2 separate regions of the Homo sapiens genome follow, and region 2 is linked to region 1. Evidence: read pairs that join two places in POLR2A ChIA-PET (ENCODE). Cell type or tissue: PC-9. All regions are shown on one strand.

Region 1 (2,500 bases):
CTTCCCTTAGGGGAAGCTATTGGGAGGGAAATGTGGGGTGGGTAGAAATGAGTGTCTGGGGTGACAGCCCTGCCTTGTCATTGGATATGTCCTCCTTCTGGGCCTCAGCCTTTCCATCTGCCGGATGAGAGGACTGTGGTGGGCAGTCTCTGAGCCTGTTCTAAAATCCCATTTGTTTATCTAACAGTTTTGTATTGAGCCAGGCATTGTTTTTAGGTGGTGCAGGAAGGAATAGACAAAAATGTCTACCCTCCTGATGCCTATAATCTAATGACACCAATCAGACTGGATTTCAGAAGTTAAATCTGCTCCCCTCAAATGCACCTGCAATTCAGTCAGAACCAACTTCGAGGTAGTGGCAGCTAATAGCTCTTAAGGGCTATGAGCCAGGCACTAAGCACTGGACGCTTCTTATTTGATTCAGTCCTCGCAAGAGATCTACGAAGTAGGTTTTCCTGATGAGGAAGCCTAGGCTGAGGTTGGCCCAAGCTGGGGTTGCACAGCTCAGAAGCAGTGGAGAGCGAGGCACTCACAGGCCTTCTGTCTCCAGACCCTCACGGTGACCCGAGTCTACACTGGCTCCTGGCCGAGAGCATTTCTTGCCCCTTCCCTTGGGCAAGTGCCCAGATGGAGGGCCACAGATGTCCCCCTCCACTTCAGTCACGGGGGCCCGGCGCCTTTTCCGCGGCACTGACCTCTCGCCTTCTCTCCCTGCAGGCTGTGCGAGGGCGTCGGCTCGGTGAATGTCTGTAAGTAGTGGGGTCCGTCCCCTCCTCCCGCTGGGCGGGTCTGGGAGCCTCTGGGCAAAGGGCGCGTGGGCTCGCAGCAAAGCCACTCACCCAGGTCGCGGCTGCGCCTGACGCGCGCCTCCGTCTCTTTCCCCTGCAGGCGTCAGCAGCTCCCGCGGTGGCGTTGTCTGTGGCGATCTCTGCGCCTCCACTACTGCCCCTGTTGTCTCCACCAGAGTCAGTAGCGTCCCCAGCAACAGCAACGTGGTGGTGGGCACTACTAACGCCTGCGCCCCCTCCGCCCGGGTTGGCGTCTGCGGCGGCAGCTGTAAGAGGTGCTAGGAGGCTGCCGCCTCCGCCAGCGCCTGTCGCCGTCACTCTCCACCCAGCCAGTACCTCGCGCCACCAGAACGCGCCGCCCGCGCCGGCCTCCCAATAGCCGCCGCCCGCTGCCTGCACTCTAAGCGCCCTCCCCACCGCTCCGCTCCGGGAGCCATCCCCGGTCGCAGGAGTCCGGGGAGGGCCGGGAGGCGCCATGGTCTCTCTCTGTAGCCTTTCCTGGTAGTCAATTTGTTGTCCCGAGGATTCATCTTTTTCTTCCGCCTGCCTTCTGTTTTTTTTGCTGTATACATTGGTCTTGCCTGAGCTCTTCCCCAAAGCTTGGAGGAACGGGGGAGGCCCGGGAATGTCCCTGTCTGCACGACCTGGGACTCTGCCCATGTGCTTTTGCCTGTGGAATGGAGACGCGGACCCTGGATAGTGGTTCTATGACTCTGCGAGGGACAGGCCCACGCGTGTGGGGAGAACATCTCCCTTCCGGGGCTGCCCTCAAGAGCTTCTGAAAAACTAATGACTCTGCTGCCTTCTCCTTTGTCTTTGTTTCACTCTGTGTTTCCAATAAACTCATTGTAGCGAATCAAGCCTAGTGTCTCAGAGTCTTGAAAATGCCAGGGCCTTCCTGTGATAGGGGCTCCTGCCAGAGCGCCTCAGGACCTGTTTATCCACTATTTTTCAGTAGCTAAAAATGACCACAGTAGGTGCTGCCCATCTGTACTTGAGCAGCCCAGGCCTTGGGGAAAACGAGAGAAGACTCACGGAGCCAGGGAATCTTATGGGGTCATGGGTTTCTCTAGACCAGGATTTATCAACTTCAGCACTATTGACAGTGTGAGCTGGGTCATTCTTTGTTTTAGGGCTGTCGCGTGCATTTGGTAGGATGTTTAGTAGCATCCCTGGCCTCAATCCACTAGATGCCAAGGGTCCTCCACCACCCTCTTGTGACAACTAAAAATGTCTCTAGATGTGGCCATATGTTTTCTAGGGGTTCTCAACCAAGGTGATCACCCGCCGCCCCCACCCCAGGGCCTTCCTGGAGGGGAAAGTGCATGGGGAAAAAGACGGGGTAAGAATGGAAGGAAGGTATGTGAGAGAAGCACTGTGCAGGGAGGAAGAGCCTTGGGTTGAGAGGAGAACTGGGCTTCTCATTCCGAGCCTTGATGGCCATTTGCCACATGTGTGACTTTGGGCAAATTGCTTCCATCCCCTGATCTTCAGCTGCCTTGGCTGTGGAATGGGGAGATTGGACAGTATTCCTAAGATCCTTCTAGCTCCCTATGTGAGATTGTGTTTGAAAGGGCTATGTTAATGCCCTTTGAGTTTGAGTGCCGGTTCAGCCATTTACTAGTCTGTAACTGTGGGCAAATCACTAAGCCTCACTGAGCTTTAGTTCCTTCACATTTAGAACGGGATGATGATATCTACTGGGCCATAGG
Region 2 (2,500 bases), 52 kb after region 1:
CTGCTGGGAGTACGCAGGGTGGGTCAGGGAGAAAGAGGTCATTAGTGGGGAGCTGGGCTGTAGTCCAGGCCTGAGGGGACTGAGGGCGACTGAGTGGAATCAGACTGTGGAAGTGGACAGGAAGCAGCAGAGTTTCTGGGGGGTGACTGGGGAAACACTGCATGGGGCTGGACTGGGATTGGTCATCTGGAGATGAGGCAAGAAGGGAGTGGAGAAGTTGCTCACAAGACCACACGCTCTTGCATTGCAGCGGCATTTATTGAAACACAGATCGAGACAACCCAGAAGGCAATGCACCCATAGACAGTCACAAGAAGGAGACCCAGGAAGTGGCTTAACTCTCTGTCCCGCCAGCTCTGCATTGGACAGTCCCCACCTGCACCCAGCAAGGGGGCATCTGGAGCAGCCATGGAGTCTTCTTTGAAATGTACAAAGGTTCACTGAATAGCAAGACCTGTCCAAAGTGCCCTAACCAGGGGCTGTAGGCAAAAGGATGCCCCACGATAATGGGCTTCTCAACTGCGAGGTCACATGAGGAGCCTGGCTGGAACAGGTTAGCCCAGAAGCAGGAAGGCAGTCTGAGAGAGAAGCAAAACATGAACAGGAATGAACAGGCAAGTGCTTGCTGGGGGACCATTCTTCCCAGCCAGGAGGAGGGGGCTGCTGGGGAGGGACTTTCTCCCTGATTCTCGGGTTGTGGGTGGCCTGGCTGGATGGTTAGGATGGCGCCTCCACCCAGAAGGTGGAGCTTCCGTGCTGACCACCACGCTGGGGGACTGGTCTTGTCCCTGAGAGCTGGGGGAATAATACAAATTGGATACAGGTATTTTGGAGCTAAGTAGGAGTTAAGTGAAGGGCTGGGAATGCCTCTGAAAACAGCTGCCAGGAGGACAACTAGGATGCATCTCCCTAGCATGAAAAGGCGCAGGGGAGCGGCCCGAGGGTCTTTCCCTCTGTAGGTCTTTCCCTCTGTAGGAACATCCAGAAGATTCTGGAAGCAAGCACACATTTTCCATTCACATGCCATTCAGTGCAGTGATGCAGGCAGGCAGGTGCTTGGCAGGAAGCCCTGGCTCCATGACTCTACTAGGCAAAGCGGACCGACCGGCTACTCCCGCAGCTGAAGCTGGAGGAACGAGGCTGGCAGGGGGCACAGGAGTCAGGGGCCACCACCGTGATGCTGCCGCCTATGGCTGAGGGGCCAGAAGTGATCTGGCGCCCTGGGGTGGTGCTGTAGGAGAGGCCCCCACAGGAGACTCCACCACGGGAGCTGCTGACACCTGTGGAGAGAGGAGACATGGAGGGGTGAGCAGCTCCCTGCAATCTCACCCACCCTACAACAGGCCCCAGGGCACTGCAGGAGCTGCCTCCCTCTCCAAGGAATTGGTGGTCAACAATGCAGGCCCTGTCCCTGAGATGCACAGCCCATCTAGGGAACTGGGGCAGGAAGGAAGTGAGGACCCCTGGACCCCGGGGAGCAAAGCTGCCAGGCCACAGGTCCATGGCCTATAGCTCACTGTCAACACTTGCGAAGAGCACTCAGCTCAGCTTTCTCTAACACCTGTCATGGCCCCCACTGAGGAGCCAGGGGAGGGTGAAACAGTTGGGGGAACACTCGAGGCTCCATGGGTTAGGCCAATGAGTTCAGCTTTTCTATCAAAAAAGCCATTTTTCCAGGAGAATTTCAGGCAGATACTCACAGACATTCACAGAGCCCACACCTTCACACAGCCTATGGAGAAAGAAAACTCTGTTAGTTCCAGACACTGAGTTGGATTCCTTGAGACTGATGGTTGCTTGGGGACAGAGAGGGTCATCCTGTGTACAGAGTCTACCCCTGAAAGGCAAGAAGGGCTCCCTCAAATCTGCATTAAATGCTTTCTTTCTTTGATGGTTTTAACCATGAAGACAAGGCTTTCTGATTTTCAGCAGCAGTGGGTAAGATTATGAACAGTGCCCCTAGTTTGAGTGATGGTGGCCAGCCTGGATGGTGCCAATCAAGCTCACAGGAAGGAGAGTTGAATCAGATACACCAGGGTGTGAAGGGGCTTTGTGGTTGATGAAGAGCTAAATGCATATAGAAGTGCATCATCATCATAACACACAGGCCTGTGTGGCAGCAGCTTCAGTAGGAAGCTATTCAACAAGGACGGATTTGGGAGGCATGAGACTTGGGTGCAGGTCCCAGCTCTTCTGCTTATTAACTGCGTAGCCATGATAAAGGCACTGAATTCTGAGCCTGCTTCTTTATCTAAAGATAAAAAGATGGGAAAAACCATATCTATCTTATTGGATTGTGAGGATTATAAAATAAACACTTAGCACAGGTCTAGCACAGAAGCATTCAGTTATTATTATTATTATTATTGAAGCTATTGTATTAGCCATGGCCAGAGTTGTAGCTCACACTCAGCTCAAGGAAATTCACTCCTGGAGGACCACAGCCTCCACCTCTGAAACCCCACAAAGTCCTCTTAGCCCCACCTGTGTTCCTCGCCCT

Evidence for each region. ChIA-PET counts read pairs that join two places held together with the same protein. Peaks named below come from ENCODE experiments on the same cell type or tissue, not always from the same donor. Only the 100,000 strongest peaks of a DNase experiment are listed, where the experiment ranks them.
Region 2: POLR2A ChIA-PET joins it to region 1 with 7 read pairs; 2 of 35 experiments call an interaction of 5 or more read pairs at or near these places.

Annotation. Positions count from the first base shown.
Region 1 is chr12:52,307,516-52,310,015 of GRCh38, forward strand. KRT86 (keratin 86) reads left to right here. Exons shown (of 11, transcript NM_001320198.2): 10 at 718-749; 11 at 889-1,648. The coding sequence ends at 1,070. Among named protein-coding and RNA genes, the nearest start is that of KRT83, 13 kb to the right of the region's middle. In PC-9, no CTCF peak of the experiment used is centred here; a DNase peak (open chromatin) is centred at 1,146; H3K4me3 peaks cover 1,456 bases.
Region 2 is chr12:52,359,767-52,362,266 of GRCh38, forward strand. It overlaps KRT85 (keratin 85), which reads right to left. Exons shown (of 9, transcript NM_002283.4): 7 at 2,485-2,500; 8 at 1,701-1,732; 9 at 240-1,280. The coding sequence ends at 1,087. Among named protein-coding and RNA genes, the nearest start is that of KRT85, 6.5 kb to the right of the region's middle. In PC-9, no CTCF peak of the experiment used is centred here; no DNase peak of the experiment used is centred here.